2 separate regions of the Homo sapiens genome follow, and region 2 is linked to region 1. Evidence: read pairs that join two places in POLR2A ChIA-PET (ENCODE). Cell type or tissue: K562. All regions are shown on one strand.

Region 1 (5,000 bases):
GAGAAACTCCTGTGAAAAGTATTACAAGGAACTGGGAGTGTTAACCTGAAGAGGAGGAAGTTAGGGAAGCTGACAGAAGTCACCTGTCTAAGGGAAGAGACTTACTGTCAGTTCCAATGAGAGGAAGCTTCATGCAGGTATGTTTCACACTCAAACAGCTCAGCTCCCAAAGCAATGTGGTCAAAAGACCACTAGATGAATCAGGAAATGTTTGGTTACAAGGAACGGAACCTTAGGACAGATTAGAAAAAATAAAGGGAGAATTTATAACACAACCTCAGAAGCCAGGGCTAGAGTGACTTCAGTCACTCCTGGGTTCACATCATGGTTGTAGAAGTCCATCTCCATTCCTGGCCTCTGCATCCACTGCTGTCTTTCCCCATGGTGGGCTCTTAGAGGACAGGCATTGGGGATGCAAGCTCGGTGGCTCCAATTCACACTCCTACAGGTCACCCATTCACTAAGGTAGCACCCTCCAGGGATCGCCTTCCAATAAAACTCTGTGACCCAGGAGAATGATGCTGATTGGCTCAGCCTGAGTTCCATGTCACCCTGAACATGGGCAGGGGGGTGTAGGGGAAGGAGCCCCCTGCCTAAAGCTCATAGTCTGAGAATGAGGTGGTTCCCCAAAATAAAAACTCCAGCTGCTTAGCTGAAGAAGGGGGAATGAGGGATGGACAGGTGAACAGAGCAGATGTCCACTCAGACGCTGTCTATGCCACCAAGACAGGTCAGAATAAATAAAGCCCTTGGTTTTCTTGTTCCACACGAGGGCTATGCAGAAGTCTTCAGCAACTTCCTACCCTCTGTCATTCCCATGCCAGGGCTGCCCTCAGCACCATTCTCCCCAACCAAAGCATCCCTCTCCTCCGCCTTCCCACCTGTTTCTCTTATAGGAAACCTGAGAACTGTCCTGACAGGTAGGACTGGGGAGAGGACAGGCAAGAGTGTGTGTGGGGGGGAGTGTGGGGCGGGGGGAGGAGGGCTACTTGCAACTTTATTGCGTTATCTCAGCACATCAGGAAATAGAGTTCAACCAAGTTGGAAGGTCGGCCTTGGAAGACACTGAGTTCCTGACCCTGGAGGACAGGCTGTGTTCATTCAGGACCTGGAGGTTTTCAAACTCTCTCAATGCCCTGCTGCTGCATTTGAACTGTATACAAGTCCACTTCCTGTGTCTTTGAAGAGGAAATTTCTCATCTGCTATCAAGGGTGTTGCTAATAATTTAAAGATCGGGTTTTTTTTCTGCATTTTAGTCTGGCACATCTGGGACTCAAGTTTCAAGTGCTGAGTCTTGTAAGGACTGTTCTGCAGCCAAAAACCAGGAAAGGGGAAACAGAAGCAAAAAACCAATCACAAGTGAAAAAACTCAGCCAGCCTAATTAAATATTTGGAATCAAAAATTGTTGGCCACCTGGAAGGGGAAACACCCTTTTCATCCTGTCATTCATTTCTTAGCTAAATAATGGGTTCAATATACATAATTCCAAAACCAAAATTAGAATTTTTGGAAGACGCCCCCAATATTTAGGCATTTTATCTCCTGACCAGTTTGTCTTGGAAGGTATTCCAGGCCAGGAAATTCTAATGTATTTCTCTATGTTAAAAGACATATAGGAGATTTTTATTTATTGGTCAAGGTGGATACGTGGGAACACCTGCTTTAAAATGCTCAAGACTGGGATTATGACTCTGATCAAGTAAAACTCTAGAGCCTCAAGATCTGTTGAAATGGAGAAGATAAAAACTGCTGGGTCCCTGCTTGCCCTTCCCCACCCAAAATTTCTTGGCCCTGACCCTGATCCTCCTCCCTCAGACCACCTGTAGATGAAGGTGGAGTAGCCTTCCACTGAGACATCATGAGGCTCTCTGGCTGTCATAAGGAGGGCATCAACCGACTGTGGAAATATAGTTTTGTATTTCATCAGCATCATAGAATATCATCTCAAACTCACTGAGGGCCAACAGTGTTTATAGACTCAGTTATGAAGAATTCTGTTTTAAGGAGAATTACCTGAAAGAGATGTAATCCTGATACTTTAAAATTTATCTTTGGGTTTGTAGACCCTCAGCGAGCAGCCTACATGGGCCACTCAGTTCTGGCTCCCCACTGACTTACTGAGCCCAGCTTTGGCATTCTGCTATTTGCACACTTGGGTGGGGGGTGGGGGGAGTAGAAAGCTGTGCCAAGAAATGTGATGTTGTACTTACTCTAATTGTTATAAAGTTTTGGTGCCGCAAAAGAAATAGCACGCGAATATAAAATTTTATTTTTAATTCTCAGCAAGGCAAGTTACTTCTACAGAAGAGTGTGCCCTTACAGATGGAGCAATGATGAGCGCACACTTGGACAAGGGAAAGGAAGGGGTTCTTGTCCCTGATGGGCACGTGGCCCCTCTGCTGTGTCGTTCCTCTATTGGCTAGGGTTAGACAGCACAGGCTAAACTAATTCCGATTGGCTAACTTAAAGAGAGTGGCGGGGGTGAGTGGTTTGGCGGGAAAAATGGTTATGACAGAGCAGGTAATCAGAATGAGTCAGGGTGGAGAATGTAATCGGAAAAGGTTGCTTTATGAGGAAGTTTAAAAGTAGAAGACAAATAATTGAACATACTGACATATTCTTTGAAATTTAGAACTCATATCTAACATAAGCAGGCTTGGGGAAACCATTCACTACTGTTTTAGGGTTCCTCCGGCATGAACTGGAATCCCAGTATGTACTTTTATTTGCAGCAGACACTAGTTCCTGCAAATCCCAGGCCTTCAAGGGGACTGTAGAAGGTTTTGGCTAATACTCATACTTTGACCTTCCCTAAGGTAATGTGCAAGGTGGAAAAGGCTGGGAGCCTGTGCAGGTCACCTTGGGCTGTGCTGCTAGGTGGCCATTTTGCGCTGGGAAGGGACCCTGCTACTTGTTATTTTAGGCAGCAGATGGCTGTGACTCTGCAAATTTCCTCCAGGGGCTTCAATGGGGCCAATGCACTGTTTACAGTTTTAGAGCTTTAACTGACCCTTATCACTTAAGGACAGATGCTGTGCCCTGGAGCTATGGGATCTGGTCACTTTTACATAATTTGAATGTGCTCTGTAATCATCCAAGTACCGTTTTAAGCATTTAAATTCTTGCCAGCAATTAGGCTGCTGCTGAACATGGGAGATGATTGCATCACTTCACTAGTTTCAAACAGCACACTCAACCTTAGTATTTATTGCATCAGCTCAGGGCAACCTGCTCTTCCAATCAATTAAACTCCTTGTGCTTGAATATGCAATGCCTGCCAATCACACATTAAATCACCACCTCATGCTTATTTCACAATGAGCTTACTGAATGAAATGACTTCCCAAAACTTAATCAGTCCCCACCTCCGGCAAGCTGGCATTTAAAGAGATTTTCCAGTGTCTCTGGGAACAACCCTATTACATTTCTCCCTGAGGGTAAAATCTTCTCAGGTCTCCATTCCAGGAATAGCAATGCTGCTGCTGGTAGTTGCTGGCTTGTATTTGTCCCGGGACAGACACTATGAATGATGAAACTAATTGTGTTTACTGGTCCTCCCCCTGCCCCCCACCATCCATTTATTTTTGTAACACCAATAATGCATGTTTATTATGGAAAAAAACCATACAGCAAAGCAATGAAGAATAATTACCTAAATTCTCAACACCTCAAAATTACAATGGCTAAAATGTTGGTTACCCTTCCAGGCATTTGTGTTTCCTCTTTACAGTGGCTGCTAGAAATAGCCAGATACAAATCCCAGTATAAATGAGACTTTAATATAAAACAATGGGGAAAAGATGTATGATAGATGGCACTGGCCCAACTGGCTCTCCATTTGGAAGAAAATAAATATGGACTCCTTATGCCGCATGGAAAAATCCATTTCAGATTAAAATTTTAAATGTAAAAAATATAACAAGGTATTGTTTAAAAATCTGGCAGGCTATGTGTATATTCTAGGGGTGGGAGAGACCTTTTAAACTGTGACTAGAAGCTATAAAAGAAGGAAAGGAAAGACTTTTAAAATTATAAAGTCAACAGGTTAATACAAAATAAGAAAAGTACATTTGTAATGCAAGTGACAGTTTATGCCTATGATAAAAGCTCTTAAATTTGATGAGAAAAGGGCAAAATGATGAGATAAAGATGCACAAAGGATAAACACTTCACAGACATTGAAACGGCTAGCCCACATGCTCATATTCACTAGTGGTCAGAAAAAAGCAAATGGAAGTTAACAATAGAACACCATTTTACACTTAGACTGGAGAAAAGAGCTATAATATCATATGCTAGTGTTGGAGATAGGAATTGTGACATGCGTCCGTGTGAAGAGAGTCCATCAAACAGGCTTTGTGTGAGCAACAAGGCTGTTTTTTTCACCTGGGTGCAGGCGGGCTGAGTCTGAAAAAGGAGTCAGCAAAGGGTGGTGGGATTATCATTAGTTCTTATAGGTTTGGGATAGGCGGTGGAGTTAGGAGCAATTTTTGTGGGCAGGGGGTGGATCTTACAAAGTACATTCTCAAGGATGGGAAGAATATTACAAAGTACCTTCTTAAGGGTGGGGGAGAATATTACAAAGTACATTCTCGAGGGCGGCGGAATATCACAAAGTACGTTATCGCAAGGGCGGGGAGGGTGTATTGTCACAAAGTCAATTGATCAGTTAGGGTGGGGCAGGAACAGATCACAATGGTGGAATGTTATCTTTTGTGGATCTTCAGTTGCTTCAGGCCATCTGGATGTATATGTGCAGGTCACCGGGGATATGACGGCTTAGCTTGGGCTCAGAGTCCTGACAGGAATGTACTCTGATACTCTGCTGGTGAACTGTGATGTGCTAAAATCTTTTGGGAAATACATTTGACAATATCTATTAAAATTAAAAGGACACGTACCCCTCGTTCCAGCAATTGCACTCTTTGGAGTGTAGCCCAGTAGAAATAAAAGGGTAGTGTTAAGGACATACGAACACAGAGGTTTGCTGCAGCATTG
Region 2 (5,000 bases), 110 kb before region 1:
AACCCTAAGTGGCACTCCAAATCCTGATGTTTGTCAGTAGATTACTAAAGCCGTTATAGAACAGAGGTTGGCAAACTTTTTCTGTGAAGGGGTACGCAGTAAATATTTTAGGCTTTGTGGGCCATATAGCCGCTATTCAACTCTGCCATTGTAGCAGGAAAGCAAACTAGACAGTGCGGATGAGTGTGACTGCACTGCAACAAGATTTTATCTATAAAACAAGTGGTAGGCTGGATTTGGTCTTTGGCCATAGTTTATTGATCCATTTTAGAGCTAGGGCCACTGCATACAGTTGAACCATTTGTGCCTCAAAGTGAGTAACCAAGGGGATAAATGGGGACAGAAATGCAGCCACACTTCCCTTGCTATGCTTTGCTCCAAAGTGTGACACTCTGCCTGCCCAGAGAAGAGGGAACCTTTCTCAACTCGTCTGCCCAATGGAGATGCTTTTTTCTTATCACACAATGGCTCCATGGCTAGGTGCTGCTCTGCTTAGAACCTCAGAGAAAAAGCAAAGATTAAAGTGCTTACAGGTCATTAATAACATCCCACACGAGACTTGTATTCTCCAGGCAAAATATCCCCAGACATCTATCCATTCTTTCCATGCCCTACTGTTGAGTCACTTTATTTTCCTGGTTGTTCCCTTGGGAATAGGCTCCAGTGTCCCAAAACTATACACAGTACTCCAGGAATGGTCAAAAGGTTGCAGAACAGATCTATTATTAGTAAGGTAGCTGTAGAATCACAATAGTTTTTGAGCAGTGAACACTTGCAAAATGGAAGGTCCCTTTATCCTTTAAACATCACTGCTATTAAGATATAGATCTTATAGTTTTAGGTTGGTGCAAAAGTAATTGTGGTTTTTGCCATAAAGTAGTTGGTTTTGTTTGTTTGTTTTACTTTTTTTTTCTTTAGGTAATTTTCCATCCAGTTAGTAGGGTTTTTTTGTTTTTGTTTTTGCTTTTGTTTCTGTTGTTATTGTTGTTTTCTTTTTTTAAGAGACAGAGTCTCACTTTGTTGCCCAGGCTGGAGTGCAGTGGTGTGATCACAGCTCACTGTAACCTAGAACTCATGGGCTTAAGTGATCCTTCTCAGCCTCCTGAAAAGCTGAGACTATGAGAGCACGCCATCACACCCAGCTTCTAAGATATAGTTCTTTTATGGTACACTTCCACAGTTGTTTCTGGACCCTACTTATAGATTTTATACTTGTTTCTGTGAAATTACATTTTGTAGAATTGGTTCATTATTTCAGGTAGTTTAGAAGGAGATATTAGCTCTCCCTTATCGCTCCATGGGAACTCTAAATCTGATAAACCTAACGGGCATGGTGGCTCATGCCTGTAATCCCAACGTGTTGGGAGGTCAAAGCAGGTGTATCGCTTGTGCCCAGGAGTTCAAAAGCAGCTTGGGCAATATGATGAAACCCTGTCTTTACAAAACATATAAAAATTAGGTGGGTGTGATGGCACACACCAGCTACTGGGGAGGCTGAAATGGGAGGATTGCTTGAGCCTGGGAGGTCAAGGCTGCAGTGAGCCATGATCATGCTGCTGCACTCCAGCCTGGGTAACAGAGAGAGACCATGTCTCTAAATAAATAAACCAATAAGCCTGTCAACTGTCATCCAAATTACTGATTAAAATGTCAAAAAATAGTAGAAACCATAGGAGGGGTAAGAGATCATGAAAAGGTAATGCAAATAAGTGTAGGTCAAGATATATAAAATCAAATGCTTACTCTCACTAATAATAGAATAAATGCAACTAAACTAATAATTAATAACGACAGGAAAAAATGCTTAAAATATATAAAACACCTAGAGCTGGAAAGGTTGGGGTGAGACATATATTGCTGGAAGTATTGTAACTCAGTGTAATCTGCTTAAAAATCAACATGGCAATATGTATTGAGAAGTTTCAAATTTCTTCTTACTTCTCAACCCAGGGAATCTATCTTAGAGACATAGTGAAAAGAAGAAAAATAAAAGTTCAAAAGGCACATTATTATAATCCATATTTATATGAATAAATTATTTATAATCTATAAAAGCTGAAAACAATGTCCTAATATCCTCAATGTCTCACAAATATTGTATTTGAGCAGGCTGATAGGAAAAATATGATATTATGATGAACAGCCAGAATTAAAAGCATCGATTATATAAGTGAAAAAACTATATGACAATATAAAATTGACAAAAGCAAGAAAAGAAGTAAAGAAATATAAAAATAGGTATTTGAATATTGATACTCCAAGTGTATTTTTGTTTTAATTTTTATTAATGTTACTATAATGTTGTCTTCATAAGAAATGCATTTTATATTAAAATTTACTACCATATAAAATATATTGTGCTATCTGATTATTTTGAAAAATCTTTATGAGAGGAAAATGCAAAAAAAGCTGGGAAAATGATTTGGGAGAGGATCCTTGATCCTTTTCATTTATATAGAAAAGAAAAGATTCGTTAAAATACAGCTTAGTTACTCGACAAAGAGTGGGAGATGGCTGATGAGACAGTAGAAATGTATTCCTGGGCACAATTTGGGGAAAATAATTCCAGTAAATCTAGATACAAATCTTTGAAAATAAGAGTTAAGTAAGTTACATCAAAATATCGTGTAAGTGACAGAACCCTTTGGTCTCTTTGGTCTTTCCTTCTCCAACATATTTTCCATATTATTCATGTATTTATTGCTTGAGGCAATGATTATTTATTATGTTTCACCTGAATGTGGAAGAATTTCTCAAGAAAGTAATTTCCACATATTTTGAAATCTAAAACAGTTCTGGGAAATCTCTAACACTGGCAGTCAGTGGGGTCACGGTAGGGTCAGGCACATCCTTGAAGGGGTGAAGTGCGTGTCACAATCTCCTGGTGGTCTGTATCAGTATGAGTAGAGCTGTAAGTAACAGCTGACATCAGGACATATGAGGACATTTACTGATTCATTAACTAGATGTCTGAGCTGGACAGTCTCAGGGTTGATTTGAGGTTTAACAACGTTGCTGATCGTGATCTCTCATTCTCAAGTCCAAAACAGGAAAGAACAGGTAGTGTGTCATACCCCTCAGATGTTGATTGGAGTTGGAGAAAATGTTGATTGTAATGGTGAGATAGTAAAGATAAGCCTCTTAACAAAGTCTACTGTGGCCCTCTCTCTTTGTCTATGGCCAGTAAAAAGCTCCTCTAAAAGAGGAAGTAAGTTTGGCTAAGTAGGAGCAAGTTCTTGTATGGGGTAGGGTTTGAGAGGAGTAACTGCTTTTTCTTTTTTGGTAGGAGAAGTTCACCATTGACTAACAGGCATATACTCAATGCCTGACCCAGCATAAACCTGAGCTTATACCTAAGGTTGTTTGGTAGCTCTTACGGAGGACCACAAACTGGGATCTAAACTAACTTCCCTCTTTCTTTCTTTTCCCCAATCATACCAAATGTAATTCCCTGAGAATTCCCTACAAATTGTGTGCCCAGGCCGGGATGTGGTAGCTGCTGCCTGAAGGACGCCAGTGCTGTGGGAGCCCTTGCCCCAGCTGGGAGGTGTTTTGTGTTCACTTGGGCTGCCACATCCCCCACTGGACACGTCTATGAGGGACCCCTGGTCACAGACCCTGGGCCACTACATCAGCTCCATAGGCTTGGTTTCCCAGCTGGTTGAGAACCACTAAGCTTTACTTTCTATGTCTTCTCATCTTTTAAAAATATTTATTTTATACCTCTTTTGTTCAAAGAATTTAAGAGCTTGATGATATCTTAATAGATAATCTAGTTTGTTCATGTCAATCAGGACTTAAATTAGAAGAAGATAAACATGGAAAGGGTGAAGTTTTATAGACAGCCAAACAAGATTCTGTAATGTTCAACATTAAAATACTTGTTTCAAAACAATTGTAGAATGCTTTTACTATGAGCAAGGAGAAACAGGGCTGAAAAGAGTGCTGGTCTTTTTATATATATATATACTTTAAGTTCTAGGGTACACGTGCACAACGTGTGGATTTGTTACATAGGTATACATATGCCATGTTGGTGTGCTGCACCCATCAACTTGACATTTACATTAGGTATTTCTCCTAATGCTATCCCTCCCCCCGACCCCCACCGCACCAACAGGCCCCAGTGTGTGATGTTCCCTGCCCTGTGTCCAAGTGTCCTCATTGTTCAATTCCCACCTATGAGTGAGAACATGCAGTGTTTGGTTTTCTTTGTGATAGTTTGCTGAGAATGATGGTTTCCAGCTTCATCCATGTTCCTGCAAAGGACATGAACTCATCCGTTTTTATGGTTGCATAGTATTCCATGGTGTATATGTGCCACATTTTCTTAATCCACTCTATCATTGATGGACATTTGGGTTGGTTCCAAGTCTTTGCTATTGTGAATAGTGCCCCAATAAACATACGTGTGCATGTGTCTTTATAGTAGCATGATTTATAATCCTTTGGGTATATACCCAGTAATGGGATCGCTAGGTCAAATGGTATTTCTAGTTCTAGATCCCTGAGGAATTGCCACGCTGTCTTCCATAATGGTTGAACTAGTTTACACTCCCACCACCAGTGTAAAAGTGTTCCTATTTCTCCACATCCTTTCCAGCACCTGTTGTTTCCTGACTTTTTAATGATTGCCATTCTAACTGGTGTGAGACGGTATCTCATTGTGGTTTTGATTTGCATTTCTGTGATGACCAGTGATGATGAGCATTTTTCCATATGTCTATTGCCTACATAAATGTCTTCTTTGAGAAGTGTCCGTTCATATCCTTTGCCCACTTTTTGATGGGGTTGTTTGATTTTTTCTTGTAAATTTGTTTAACTTCTTTGTAGTTTCTGGATATTAGCCCTTTGTCAGATGGGTAGGTTGCAAAAATTTTCTCCCATTCTGTAGGTTGCCTGTTCACTCTGATGGTAGTTTCTTGTGCCATGCAGAAGCTCTTTAGTTTAATTAGATCCCATTTGTCAATTTTGGCTTTTGTTGCCATTGCTTTTGGTGT

The links. Peaks named below come from ENCODE experiments on the same cell type or tissue, not always from the same donor. Only the 100,000 strongest peaks of a DNase experiment are listed, where the experiment ranks them.
Region 2: POLR2A ChIA-PET joins it to region 1 with 6 read pairs; 2 of 35 experiments call an interaction of 5 or more read pairs at or near these places.

What each region holds. Positions count from the first base shown.
Region 1 is chr7:106,567,159-106,572,158 of GRCh38, reverse strand. It overlaps CTB-30L5.1 (a long non-coding RNA gene), which reads left to right. Exons shown (of 4, transcript NR_187788.1): 4 at 1,015-2,248. Among named protein-coding and RNA genes, the nearest start is that of CTB-30L5.1, 29 kb to the left of the region's middle. RefSeq lists enhancers at 2,969-3,934, 3,935-4,900, 4,901-5,000. In K562, CTCF peaks have their summits at 1,382 and 2,951 (motif pointing right); DNase peaks (open chromatin) are centred at 984, 2,446 and 2,998.
Region 2 is chr7:106,677,549-106,682,548 of GRCh38, reverse strand. No RefSeq gene overlaps it. Among named protein-coding and RNA genes, the nearest start is that of CCDC71L, 19 kb to the right of the region's middle. In K562, no CTCF peak of the experiment used is centred here; DNase peaks (open chromatin) are centred at 2,898 and 3,188.